2 separate regions of the Homo sapiens genome follow, and region 1 is linked to region 2. A link is a contact called in ENCODE Hi-C or POLR2A ChIA-PET data. All regions are on one chromosome and are shown on one strand. Each heading gives the region's core, a stretch centred on a gene start or an enhancer-like site at or near the end of the contact. The rest is flanking DNA. Distances are from core to core; before and after follow the strand shown.

Region 1 (7,323 bases), core at 1,010-3,509, 38 kb after region 2:
CTCAGACAAAAGAAGAAAGCCCCCTTTGAAATACATTTATTAGAATGGACTCCAGGGCTTCTTCCTCTGTTCATTTTAAATACAAGACATCAATACTATAAAAGCCTCACTCACACATCTACTGGTGCTGGAACTTAGGTCCCACCTACAATAACAGGCCTCCAAACGGTCTGAATGGTGGCCAGAGGGCAGCAGGAAACAAATATGAAAAATAAAATAAAATGTGCAGCTCCAAAACTTCACTCAGCCTGGGAAGTCTTTTCCCCTTTCTGCCAGGTCGAATTCAAATTCTAATGAGCGTGCAGGTTCCAGATCAAAACCCTCCTCCTCCAGAAAGTCTTCCTTTATTTTCTCTCCATTTAACTCCAATCCCAGCCAAAACTAACATCTCTCTCCTCTAATGACTACAAATTCCTCAACTCTATCTCTGAGTGTTTTTGCATGTCTATCTCCAATAGAAGTTTTCTGCATTAATTGTCACCAGCCCCATTCTCCCAGAAAGGAAACCCCATAAGTGTAGAAGCTGTGTCTGGTTTAATTCAACAAATATGAAAATAAAATTTGTCTAAAAAACGAACGAAGGCAAGTATATAAATAAGTATCAAATAAGAAAGGCTCTATTAAAGACAGTAAGACAGGGATAGCAAAAAGATTCCAGGGCAGAAGTTAAGCAAGTCTGTGTCAGGTATGAAACTAGATATGAAGACTTCCAAACACAATGCAATATATTGACTGAAAAGCATGGAGATAGCTAACATTAACTGAGCATAAACAATGAGTCGGGCAGGGCCTTAAACATTTTTGGTAATAACTCTGAATCCCCAAAGTAATCCTTGAGGTAGATACTGTCATTACCTTCATTAAGTTGGAGGATGATGAGGCAAATGAACTGCAGAGAGTCCATGTAACTTGCCCAAGCAAATGGCATTGCCTTCAAACCTCGACCAAGACAGTCCAGCTAATGTGCTTGACCACGCTTCTGCAGAAAACTGCCAACATCTTGCCCAAAGGAACAAGTACATAGTATTTTTTTTTTTTTTTTTTTTTTTGGGAGGGAGTTTTCACTCTTTCGTCCAGGCTGGAGTGCAGTGGCACCATCTCAACTCACTGCAACCTCTACCTCCCAGGATCAAGGGATTCTTCTGCCTCAGCCTCCCTAGTAGTTGGGATTACAGGAGCCCGCCATCATGCCTGGCTAATTTTTGTATTTTTAGTAGAGACGGGGTTTCACCATGTTGGCCAGGCTGGTCTTGAACTCCTGACCTCGTGATCTGCCCGCCTTGGCCTCCCAAAGTGCTGGGATTACAGGCTTGAGCCACTGCGCTCAGCCCAGGACAGAGTACTTTCTAGAGCTCAGTCGAAGGAGGGCGTTTGCAAAGAGACCAAAGACGTAAAGAGCCCATACACCTAGGAAAATGTAAGGGTAAACATCATGCTCTAGGGACCTGAGCTGCCTTGATGGAAATATGAAACTCCTACAGTTTTAGAGGGAAAGAGTGAAGCCACTAATCCAGCTGCAGCCTTTTCTAATTTACCTGATTTCCTCAAATTGGAACTCACTCTTTGCTGAGAGCAGTGAGGCTGAACATCTAGTTGTACTGTTATTTTGTGACAGACAAGAGTGTCGTTTTTACCTTGACTTAGCATTTGAAATGCTGATGGTACCTTCGTGATAAATCCACATGCATTTTCCTTCCAGAAAAGGTTAAAGGCCTTTTAGCAAAAAACCGGGCGTGGAAATCAAAGCTTGAATGGTGAAAGAGATCATCCTGTGGGCAGTCTTAATGACACTTAATTCTCAGATGACAAATTCTGTAGTAAACAACCTCTTGATTCTGTGCAAAACGTTTTTAATTTCATGCCCTGCTAATCACACAGCTGTTAAATTTCCCTTCCCATCAGTTGTAAAAAAAAAAAATAAATAAAATAAATAGATAATAATTGTAATAATAATTTAAAAAACAGTTGGGTCTCAAACAAAATTTGAGCCCTAATGAATTTTCCCATCTGGAATTAATAATGTGGTGGATGGTGAAACTGTCTGGATTCAGTTGATGTGAACTTAGATTACATTATTTTAAAGTATCAAAATGGAAGGCTCTGATCATCAAAAGCTACTGACATGCTGGCCACAGAACGTGGTTTCCACTGCATCCTCAGACAAACCTGGAAGCTGACGTATTCTAACAGATTTTAGCGATTTATTTTCTTCCGCAGTGACCTTATCTCTACTCGGCCACAATGGGCACTATACACACATAGAAGTACTGACTAGACATGGCATTGTGAACTCGATGACTCAGAGCCTGAAGAAGAGAAAACGTGTGTGTTCATATTGTAAACACGTCGATCTAATCACTACAGGGAAATAAAAAGAGGCTATCTTTAACACTGCAAATAAAAACAAAAGCTAAGGAGTAAAGGATGGAAGGGGATGTAAAAGTATCAGGAAACAAGAGAAGGAGGATGTCCAAAGGAGTATGGCAGTGAGAGTAAGGCAACGGTGTAGGAGAGAGAGGCTAATGGCCAGGAAAGAAAATTCCAGAAAGGAAGCGGCAAAAAGGATATCCAGTAAAGAAGAAGACAAACACAAAAAGCAGTCAAATAAGCATAGTCAGATGGATCAGGATATTAGCATAGAATCTTTGGAGAAGATATTCTCATATTTCTACTATCTCTTTTCCCATAACCTCAGCTATAAATAGTTTAAGAAATGCCTAGCGTATTGAAAACACTGTGCCTTTTTCTGGCATGTTTCTACCCTAAATTTCATTTGCGGACATCCTTTTAGTCTTCAAAAGGGTTGTTCAAATACCCCCTCCTTCAGGAAACCCCTCCTTCATACTCACGCCCACGGAAACCCTCCTTCGGGCCCACAGCCTACTATCTGTACCTCTCCTTTGTCGCACTGTACATTTCGCTTGGTGCAAGAGCTAGTTATTTATGTGTTTGTGTCCCCTATTGAACAGTGAACTCTGGGAGGAAAGGAAGTACATTTAGCCATATTTTTATTCCTTGGTGGCAGACCTAGGCTTTGCAGAGTAAGCACTTGAGGAATAGATAGGTTTTCTTAAGAAAACCTAGAGGGGCTAGGCACAGTGGCTCACGCCCGTAATCCCAACACTTTGGGAAGCCAAAATGGGCAAATCATTTGAGGTCAGGAGTTCGAGACCAGCCTGGCCAACATGGCAAAACCCCATCTCTACTAAAAATACAAAAATTATCCTGGTGTGGTGGCAGGGCGCCTGTAATCCCAGCTACTTGGGAGGCTGAGGCATGAGAATCGCTTGGACCCGGGAGGTGGAGGTTGCAGTGAGCCGAGATTGTGCCACTGCACTGTAGCCTGAGCAACAGAGCGAGAGAAAGGAAAGGAAAAATGAAAGGAGAGGAGAGGAGAGGAGAGGAGAGGGGAGGAGAGGAGAGGAGAGGAGAGGAGAGGAGAGGGAAAAGGAAAAGGAAAGGAGAAGAAAGGAAAGGAGAGGGAAGGAAGGAAGGGAGGGAGGGGAAGGAGGGAGGGAGGGGAGGGAAGGAAGGGAATGAAAGAAGGAAAAAACCTAGAGAATGCACCCTTTTAGGCATTTTTGTGATAGAAATCATAATTTTAAGGATTTATAAATTTAACCATAACAACACCCTACGACCCCTATAAATGGCAACCGCTACTACTATTTCATGACTCTTTTCAAGTGTACATGAGAAGTTCAGAATATGAAAGTAATATTCAAAATCTTTATCACAGTTTATTTGAAGAAAAATTATAGTATAAATACAACATTGCTCTTCAACCTAAGCTCACAACTATTGGTATGAGTATCATTTCCAGAAACCTAAAAGAGCTTTCCTGAAATCCCAACATCCCGTCAGCTCCACCTAGTCTTCCATAGTTCATTAAAAACAAGCAGCATTTCTTTCATGCCTCATCATTAATGATAAAGCAAATGAGTCAACTGTACAGAAACAAAGAAAACATCAACAATAATTTACTATTAGCATCATTGCATTTGTGTAGCACTTTATACACCCGCTATCTCATTTGACCTTTTTCATGAGCTTCTGCAGTACAAGGAAATGGAATAATTATTTTAGAGACAAGGAAACTCCAGTCCATAAGATGTCCAAGAACACACGGCTAGTAAGAGGTTATGGCAAGATGTGATTCAGGATTCGAGAACTTTTCATCTAGATTTTTGTTCATTTATGCAAAACTGTCTCTCTTATCTAATAAAAGTGTTTACCAGGCTTAAGAAGTGGATGATGGAGCTTCTGAGATCCACATAAATAAGAAGTTGTCTAATTCAGGCCAGATGTGGTGGCTCATGACTGTAATCCCAGCACTTTGGAAGGCTTCAATGGGAGGATCGCTTGAGCCTAGGAATTCAAGACCAGCCTGGGCAGCATAGTGAGACCCCATCTCCACAAAAAGAAAAAAAAAGTTATGTAATTCAGACAGGATATCATATGGACTTCATGAGAAGAAAGAGAGAGGAGGGTGGGAGAAAGAAGGGAGGAAGAGAAGAAGAAAAGACAAAGAGGAGAGAGAGAAGGAGGCAAGGAAGAAAGGAAAGACTTTGGACTAAGATAGTTAAATATCCTGGAAAACAGAGGTCTTGAACTATGCTTTAAAGAAGTGCTAATAAACATAAGCCCACAGAATGACAGTTTCAGGATCATCTGGGAGTGCAATACAAATTCTCCCACACTCTCTCAGGTTTACTAAACCATAACTTCTGAGGGTGGGATTCCTAATTCCGATGCAGGCCGGGTTTGAAAAGCGTTCCTTCAAAGTTAAGGTAGGACCTAAGCAAATAGCAAGAAGGTAACAGACATGTAACAGAAGGGGGGAAAGTGACACTAACGATAAGGAAGCCTAGAATCCAGAAAACTCAAAATATGTCAAGTAAAGAAGGTCTAAAATAATGGGTTGAAAAAGAGGTATCTTGTGAGGGACTGGGTCTGAAAAGCTATCATCAAGTCATATGTTAAAGTGGAGAAGGCTGGAATGTGGGCAGAGCAGTGCAATATAAACCTGTGGGCTCTAGAGTAACCCAGATCGAGTTTTAGGTCTTAAGGGGAGAAAGAGGTATAAACCTAAAGAACAAGAGTATCGTCATGCAATACAAGAATAGAGTTACAGGGGGCTCAGAGGCTCTTCAGAGGAGAATCTCATTTACAACCTGGAGACAGATGAGTTCAGCAGACAAATAGGGAAAGGAACAAGGGAAAAGCTCAAGTTGTAAGACAACATGATCTATTCAGCACCAGCAAGCCACTCTGGATTCACTGTCCTCACGTATAGAGGAAGAGATTAATAATCCTGACTCCACTGGGTAGTTGAGGGGATTAAGGAAGGGAATTTGACATGACAATTCTAATGACCTGCCCAGCGTGGAATAAGCACTCTTTACAGTCCACTTACTGCCTCTCTTCCCCTTTCGGGCCAATGCAGGGTGAAAGAATAAAAAAGATAATGAGCTGCCCCTGCAGCTAATAGGTCAGGTGCCGACTTTAACCATGTTTTCTCCTAATATGTTCTCAGGGCAGCCAGCTAGAGTTCTTGTGGTTGGCAACTCTCACCCGTATGCACATTTTATTTCAAGAGCTGAGACTCCTTCACTTCCTGCTTCTCACTTTTACTTCGTCAGAGGGGCTGCAGCTCCTCAAGTTTGTTACCTCGGATGCAGCTTGCTTTCTAACTGACACATAACAATTTCTATAGGCAAACGTGCTCTAACTTCTTTCAAAAGGGGACTGTTGGCTGTCCTGAGAATGGAGCAAGTTTTACTCTGAGATGACCTGTGTTCAGCAGAAGCACACAACTTGTTGGAAAGTTTACACAAATTAGTCCAGCTGGTTGGCTGGAAGAGGGCTCCTGAAGTGTGTCTTCTGAGGGATGTTAACAGGGGTTTGCTCAAAGTAAAACAACAAACCAGGTCTACAGTCAAAGAAAGCAAGGTGATTGCTGTCTCACGGGACTTCCTCGAAGACTGGGCATGTTAACACGCACTGTCAGCACCTAATAGAGCACCAGAGGGTGCAGCATTTTCCAGACTCGTGTGGCCACTCTTTCTGGAGTGGTACCTCCTTGGACTAGTCTTTGCGGACAATGCATCAAAAAATAATGAGTTAAAGCATGACAAAAGCAACATTTTGCCCAGGATTGACCTCCAGAGAGATTGCGAATATGCTTTTGGAACGCTTGCATCTTCCCACTCAGATCCCTTCTCAGGGCTTCCACCTCCTTCCACCACAAACCCTCTCCACTCCCCACTTCTCAGCGCACACTCTTTCGGAAAGAATCTGCTAAACTCAACAGCATTAGACTGGCATCTCTTCCACTGTTTATTCTGTTTACTTGGAAAGCATCTCCCTTTACTATAATTCTACTCATTCAAGGCCAAACTAAGTCACTTCCCACAGGAAGCCTTCTTTGACTCCTGCCCTTCACCCTGGTGGAAATAATAGTTCTTTTTTCTTCTCTGAACTTTCTCTGCAAGTTTCTATCTACTTTAAGTTATAGTTGTTTGTGTGTTGTCTCGCCTTCACTAGTTGATATACTTCTTCCCTAATCCTTTCACACCTAAACTCAGCCTCACAACGTACAGGAAAGTAGAACAGGCAGTTATAATTATAATCACCATGTGGAAACAATATAGCTTCGTAGTTAAGAGAGAAGCTGCTGAAGCCAGACTACCTGAGTTCATATCCTGGCTTTAGCTATTATATTATTATTATGTAACCTTGGGCAAATTATGTAACATCTCTGGATCTCAATTCTTCCTCTGTGAAATGGTGATAATAACAGTACCTTCCTCAGAGGCTGGTTGAAAGGAATAAGTGAGGTAATGCTCAGAATGCTACCTAAATCTATAAGCATTTAGTACAAGTCCCAGAGAGTTTAGAAGTGGCCATGTCAGAATTTTTCAGATTCACGTCATTTTTTTCCTTCAATATGTCAATCTTTCAAAATTGCTCATCCATTCATAATGTTTATTGAGCTCATAAATAAGCCAAGTGTGACTCCAGCCAGCTGAAAAACAAGACAGACAAGGCCCTGAATTCAAGATCCTTCCACACTCTAGCAAGGAGTAAAAGGAGGCAGAAGGGGGTTGATGCATAAGTAAAATAAACAGAAAAGATAGCAAACATGCTGTTTTTTTGTTTATTCTCATGTCATACCCTCCAGCCAAATGATTTATTATACTATTCTATTTTGGCCAAAACTATACTCAGAATGCTTTCTGTTTTATTTAAACTGTATTTTTAGAGCTCAACATTTGTTTAGGATGCTTGCCTTATCTCACCAATTTCTTCAGAGAATGAACA
Region 2 (7,197 bases), core at 3,785-6,284:
GTTACCTAAGTGAGGTTAAGAACAAGTGTTGCTGAGATGCAGAAAAAGATAGGCTCACTTCTTGGTGGGGGCAGAATTAACAAGATTTTATTGATGAGGTGATATACAGACTGGGTTTGAGTGCTAAGTAGGGTTGAACCTGAAAAATGTTGGCAAAATTATACAGGCAGAAAAGTACACAGCATTTACGTTTAGTGTGCTTGGAGGGCGAATAACAGAAAGTAGCAAGCAAAAGAACTAAAAGGTGGGTTGAAACCAAAGCACAGACAGCTCAGCAGCCACAGTTGAGTTTAAATTTATTCTTCAGGCATTAAGGAACCACTGAAAGTTTATTTTGGAAACAGGGTTTTAACAGATACCTGGCAGGACACTTTTAAATGATCCATCTGCAGGAGCAGCTCTGGTCCCCACCAAGGGGTATGTGGAAAAGGGGAAGAGGGGCATATTGGTTGCCCCAACGTCTGGGACAATTATTAGAATTTAGGACCGGAGGATAGAATATTCAACACATGTAATGCAAAGGTCAGCCCCGCACAACAAAGAAATGCCCATCAACTTGTATGTTGAGCTGATACCATGTTGGACCTTCATGAAAAGCTTGCTTAAACTAGGAGGGGAACAATCAGCCCAGCCCAGATGCTGCTCTGATCAGATTGCATATAATATTTGAAGAGAGGAAATGTCTCCTCTGTCAGGGTAAGCCAATCACCTCTCCAGTCAGCCTGCCTGCTGGGGATGAGACTCAGAGGCTGCTGCCGAGGAGGGCTCTCCAAGCCTGATTGCAAGAGCTCTCCAGCACAGGGACGCCCGGAAGGCACCCTGTAAGCGCCCCCAGCCCAAAAGCCACCTACTAATTTATTAATTGAACTGAATTAATTAAGAGGGCTACACAATTACCTCCAGATGTCTGTAAAGACAAAGAGCATCAGAACACAGAAATCAAAGGCCTCAGTACATGGCATAGTAATAGAGAGACAGGGTGGAGGGGAGAGCTGGGAAACAGTGTTGCCTGGATATTCACATCAGTCCACACCACCAACAAGTGGCATGACTTTGAACGGCATCGCCTCTAGAGCCTCAGATAGTTTCACTGTCTCAGAGGACTCAGCCAAGCACAATGGCTCACGCCTCTAATCCGAGCACTTTGGAGGCCAAGGCAGAAGGATCACTTGAGGCCAGGAGTTTGAGACCAGCCTGGGCAATAGAATGAGACTCGGTCTCTACAAAAAATTAAAAAATTAGCAGGATATAATGGCGCACACCTGTTGTTCCAGCTACTCAAGAGGCTGAGGTTGGAGGATCACTTGAGCCTGGGAGATTGAGGCTGCGGTAAGCTGTGATTGCACCACTGTACTCCAGCTTGGGCAACAGAGGGAGACCTTCTCTCAAAAAACAAACAAACATATAAACCTCTGTCTTCCTTAACTCTCAGAATTTTTATGGCAACCAATGAGATGATATTAAAGTACTTTTTATAGTATAGAGTGCTATGCAAAGTGAGAAAAAAAGAAGCCTCTATTCTTGTAGAAAGTCAATGGCAATTTTATGACCATCTTGCTTGGAAGAACAGCTTGATGTATAGTTTTCTTAAAAGACGAGGATAACATGAATCAATGACAAAGACTCTAAACTGGTAATCAGGACACATGCTATTGAAGCCAGTGATGGTACTGGCTTTTCACTCTGGTTACAGGGCCTTTCTTTTCTTTTTCTTTCCCCCGTACCTTTTACATATTCATATATACACACACATACATACATGTATATATATACACACACACAAAGACACATACATACTTGCTAAACTTGAGTTCCTTAAAAGGGTAGGGACCATATTTTACACATTTATAAACTACCATTAAGGCCTAGCACAAAACCAATATAGAAAAACTACCAATGAATGTCTGTTTTACTCGTGGTTTTTAAATTTAGCTGTTCATTTGGAATAACTTCAGATGATTTTTTTTTTCTAAATACCAAAACCAAACCCATCTCACATGGCTGAGAAATGCCAATTTTGGTTTTGCTTTTGCTTTTAATTGAGGCTTGGTCTTCTACTAAATTGGGATAAAAGTGACTGGTTTGCTTTCAGTATGACTAAAGTGAATATAAGTGTGAAATAAAAGGGATCAAGTAAAGGTTTAAAACTTTTAATGCATTATGCACATTGGTAGTATAAATGTTAATTATAATTTTTAAAATGGCTTAATACTATCCTTGGAAGGTCTCTATAAATCTAAAGTCATTTTATAATAAAAGGTTGAAAAATTGGTTAATATAGGATGCAGTATTTTCTTAAGCAAAGATTCACATTTTTCATAGTAATCCCAAGTTACTGACTGACTGTATCATCTTGGCTTTTCGGATATAGCACAGATATAAAGAAACAGGCAATTTCTGGGAGAGTATAAATAAAATGTAAGTATCAATATGCAAATCATTGGCTCCACAGTCATTTCAGTTATCCCCAGCATCATAAATTACCCGCATGCTGCCCTCCATGAAGAAGCACCTCCAGCTGCTCCTCCTGAGAGGCCCATCTTCTGACCAATCATTTGTTTGCAGATGTCCTCCTCAGTATCTTCTCTTACCATTCTTCTGCATGTCAGCAGTGACCCAGTGACCCCATTCCCAGGATTTATAATAAGTTTTCATGATTCTGAACCCTTGCTCATGCTGTGTTCACCATCAACAATGCCGTTTCCCTCTCTTCACGTTCTACCAAGCCCTATATTTTTATATTGTCTCAGCTCAAATGTCTCTAACTCTGTGAACATTTCCCTAACTTCTCCAAGGAAGAGTAGCCTAATTCCTTTTTCTAGGCTCTTTAGTACTTTCGGCATACTTATAACAATCCACAAGAAAGCCATTTATTTACCTGCCTACATGTCCCAACAAGTTGGAAACTCCAACTAGTCTCACTATACCGGCACAATGCCTAGGCAGGAAGCCCCTTAAACAAGTATGTTACATAGAAATGGGAGAATGAATGAACGTTACTCTTTCTTAGTTACTCATATCTTTCTAGAATTGCTATAGCATTCACTGATACAATCATCTCTTTTATCTTCCCTTAATTTGGTGATGTAATGAAGCATGCTGATAGATTTCCAGATATTGAACTATCTTGGCATTTGTGGAATAAAATCCTATCTAGTTACAGCTGCAGTGCCCTCTTTAGCAACCACTGATACATTCAACTCTTTTTCCCTCCCTTAATTTGATGATGTAATGAAATATGTTGATAAAGTCTACATATTGAACCATCTTTGCATGCCTAGAATAAATCCTTTGTTACACTTGTGTTTTGATATATTAATGAATTAACTAGGCTATTTTATCTATAATTTGTGTACATATAATCATAATAAAGATCATTTTATAGCATTTTTTTCTGCTTGTTTTACTTATCATGATTAGGTTTTGATAGGGGAGTTTTCTCCAACCTCCTCTACTGTCTAGGATATTTAATAACTACACTGGAATTATCTGGTTTTTTAAAGGTTATCCAAATTCAGCATAAAGTCATCTAAATACATCTTCTTTTAACAGACATTAATCATATTGCCAGTAACTTCTATGATAATAGTAGTAGTTTTCTATTTATTCTGAGGTCATTTTGCAGTACTTTTCTGATAGAAATTCACATTTTTTTCCTAGGTTTGATCTCTGCTCCCTCTGAAACAAGCTACTTCTTGTCTAAAAATGACTTCCAACATACTATGCATCAATTTAGATCATAAGCATTACTTTCTACTAGTCCTTGAAGGCAAATCTTGCACTATATTCTACAGTTCAAGTTATACATCCTTATAGTACAATCCCACAGCATCTACATACTGTTGTCACATATTCGTCACATGGTGCTCTGCCCATCTGCTTTCCTGTTCCCCAAACTAAACTCGCAAATCCTTGAGAGTGGAAATATTTATCATTTTATAATTCCAGGGGCTACCACATGATAGGTACTCAATAAAAATGTCTGTTAATTTAATGAATGAATGAATTTATTTGCCTGGCACTGGAGCTATAGATGAATCAGATTCTTATTCTTTACTCAAAGAGCTCAAAGACTATTTGAGGAAGAAATATTTATAAATGTGAAAAGAGAAAGAGAGCAACACAGAAAGCACATGAAAAATCTTGGGGGATGTCAGAAAAGCTAGCATAAGCTTGGCAGAGGTAGCCCTTAACCAGGACTTTGAATGCTGAGTAAATAAAAGAAAACTGGAGTAACCAGGGCAAAGATTAGAAATAATACTGTGAGCTTGGGTATGAAGCAAGGCATTTCTGTAGGACAGGGATCAGACCAGCGGCACCAAAATGAGGGATTCAGGGAGAACAGTTAGGGGAAAGTTTTAAAAGATAACATGAGTTCTGCCTTTTAAAGGTTTTATATAAAGATAAGAAGCTAGAGCTTTTATCCTTGAATAGGAAGATAACAAGAGTGAAAACTCCAGGTATTAAAAATTGAATCATGTAGGATGGATCCAAGGAAAGTGATAAATCCAATAGTATAGACATAGAGTCCCTGTGGCCCCAGTTCTAGTCTCAGCTATACAAGTGTGACCTTTAACAAGAGATGACACTCATTTGCAAAATGAATACCTGTAAAGTCCCAATCAGCTCTAATATTTTAGAGTGCTTTCTTTCTCTAAAATCTTCATTACAGCCCTTCATTTTGATAAATGGGTTTGATGAAACTTCACAAGTTTAATGAACAGATGAACTAGCACATATCATTGGGGCTCTTGGCTTCTAAGAGAGACCCATGTAAACACAAAAATAAGCAGTGGTGAGAACTGGTGTTGCTGGACCAAGATTTACACTGCTCTTACTTCCCCTCATTCTAGCTAGGTTTCACTCGAAGTTCATAATCATCATGAAAGCAAGAAGTGAAAGGGAAGATTTCCAGAGAGGCTCTGAGAATACACAACCACCATCAGCAGACAGGAAAGCAAGAGCAGTGGCCCTCCTCTAAGCAAGATGCCTACTGCTGAAGGGAGCTGGGGAGCTGCTGCTTCCTCAGCATTGCTCTTTCAGAAATTGTCACATGCAAGCAATTAAGAAGAACCTAAGAGGTTTCACTTATCAACTCCTCTGCTGCTCTTCTGTCTGTTCCCCCAGCGGTCCTAAGAAGACTAGAGACTGACAATAAACAAGTGTTTATTGAAGGTTTATTATATGTCTAGCAAATTTTCAATGGCCACACAGTCATCCTGACTGCCATATGAGGTAGCACTATCATTACCCACATCTAGCAAATCAAGAAAGTAAGACTGTAAGAGGTTGAATAACTTGCTCAAGGATATACAGCTAACAAATAGCAAAGCTGAAGCTGGGACACAGATCTTTAACTCCAAATCTCCGGTCTTCACTCTGTACTACCTCCCTATTTGGAGAAGAAAGGAAAACACCACAATTCAAAGGAAATCAGCACTTAACAGTAGTTTTTGCTCTTATTATTTCCATTCCAGCTCTTGAATTCTACTTGCCATAATGTTTTCTCTATTCTGTACCCTCAAATCTAATCATAATAAGCCACAGGACCACAAAGTGATGAAGCCAATAGTCAACAGAAAAAAAAAATCAAGGCACAACAGAAAGCAAATAACTACAAAAGGCTATGTGATGACCAGGACCCGCCCCACGTAGGTGGGAAAACTTAGTGCCATAGGCAAACTGACAATTAATACTAACAAAGCTACTAAGCCTCTCTCAGGATACCATGTGAATGTCAAGTCACTGTCACCCACAAAAACAGAAAGAAGTAGTGTTTGGTCATATTTTCCTTTTTTTCGTCCAAATCAATATGCTACTCTTCTAAAAAGATTTATATAGATCACCAAAACTGAAAAACAAACAACCGTTACATCATATTATCCAACATCCAGTGCAATAAACTTAGAGTAGTGTTTATCAAAACAGTCTGCACACTAACCTCATATGGGGATCTTTATGTATATACTCTGATTCAAGGGTTGAGAATAATTGACTTAGAGCATTTCTATTAATCTTTAAATGACATTGTATTAGTCCCTATATCTTCCTGGCAACTAACTCAAGGCCTAGCTCTTGGTCAGTGTGCACTGAATAAATGAATGATATTAGAAAAGGGACGTAGATTAACACCACAGAACTGAGGGACTATTTGACTTAAACATCAGAAGTAGCTGATGGCAGACTAACGTTTAGCATTCATGTCCCTTAGCAACATTTTCTTCATTTAAACAAGCTGTTACAATTTAAATAACACTCTCCTATAACTTTGAAGGTTTTTTTTTTTTAAACATTCTCTTTATACAAAAGTCAGTACCTTCCTGGAATTTCAAAACTGCTTTCCTAATCATCCACTAAAGTGGTATAATGTGGTTTCCCCTCTGGGCTATACGGCTCTCCATTATTGTTCACATCTCAGTATTTAGTGGAAAGATGCCTGATCTTCAGAATTCAGACCCAGCTTCTAGTCTTGGCTCCGCCATGAGCCCACTGTGTAACTTCCGTTATCTCTGAAATCTTGTGTCCTTCTCGAAAAATGTAGTGATGGAATTAGATGGTACAAATGACAACTCTGCTCACAAGCTTTTATGAGTCTATGAAAGATCTTGACTTTACAAGTAGCCAACGCCAAGTAAAGCAGATTCGATATCACCCGTGATTCTCCTCATTGTTTTGATATCATCTGTAATTCTCCTCTTTGCTCATCAGTGAGGAAGCACAGTCCTCTTTTTCTCTTTTTCTGTCACCCGTTTCCCTGACTCTTCTATCCTCCCCCTTGAAGGAAGGATTCTTGGGTTGATCTCAGAGATTAACAAGGTATCAATCAAGATGTATCATGCACAAGTAAATAAGTATTTAGGCAAACCTTTTCCAAACGGGGTAAGTCCCTACCAGCGTAATTGCGAAGCAGATATGCTGTGGCATGTGGTGGAGGCGTGGGAAGACAGCATTGAAGAATAAGGCAGGCTGAAAATTACACACAATTGTTAGTTGAACAGCAAATGTATTCACTCTTCCTCTGAAGCATCAGGTCACATAGAGCCGGAAGGGCAAAGCAGGATCTACCATGGGCTGAAAATGTCAATGTATTCACTCAACTTCTTCTTACAGACAGCTTTGGCCCAGCACTGGCTAAGTGCCCCACTCTCTGCATGGACAGCTGGCATTGCTCAGAAGAGGTAACGAGAGAACAACGCT

The links. Hi-C counts contacts between places; a loop is a spot of excess contacts on that map. ChIA-PET counts read pairs that join two places held with the same protein, here RNA polymerase II (POLR2A). Pooled maps may share reads with other maps.
Region 1: a map of CD8-positive, alpha-beta T cell shows a loop between it and region 2 (2.4-fold over the local background). The contact joins two enhancer-like sites. A Hi-C loop is called at or near these places in 6 of 168 maps with a recorded cell type or tissue (B cell, CD8-positive, alpha-beta T cell, endothelial cell of hepatic sinusoid and 3 more), 1 of 37 single-sample maps with no recorded cell type and 8 of 50 pooled maps. POLR2A ChIA-PET finds 5 or more read pairs at or near these places in 3 of 52 experiments (OCI-LY7, activated B cell and activated naive CD4-positive, alpha-beta T cell).

The regions. Positions count from the first base shown.
Region 1 is chr3:188,357,632-188,364,954 of GRCh38, reverse strand. The region is part of intron 3 of LPP (LIM domain containing preferred translocation partner in lipoma); the gene reads right to left. Among named protein-coding and RNA genes, the nearest start is that of FLJ42393, 180 kb to the right of the region's middle. Within about 2 kb of position 2,259, at least 6 of the 41 ENCODE cell types and tissues checked have a DNase peak (open chromatin) inside an H3K27ac peak, as active enhancers do; they include CD8-positive, alpha-beta T cell and natural killer cell, where a contact is called at or near this core.
Region 2 is chr3:188,398,453-188,405,649 of GRCh38, reverse strand. All of the region lies in intron 3 of LPP (LIM domain containing preferred translocation partner in lipoma), which reads right to left. Among named protein-coding and RNA genes, the nearest start is that of LPP-AS1, 170 kb to the left of the region's middle. Within about 2 kb of position 5,034, at least 7 of the 41 ENCODE cell types and tissues checked have a DNase peak (open chromatin) inside an H3K27ac peak, as active enhancers do; they include CD8-positive, alpha-beta T cell and natural killer cell, where a contact is called at or near this core.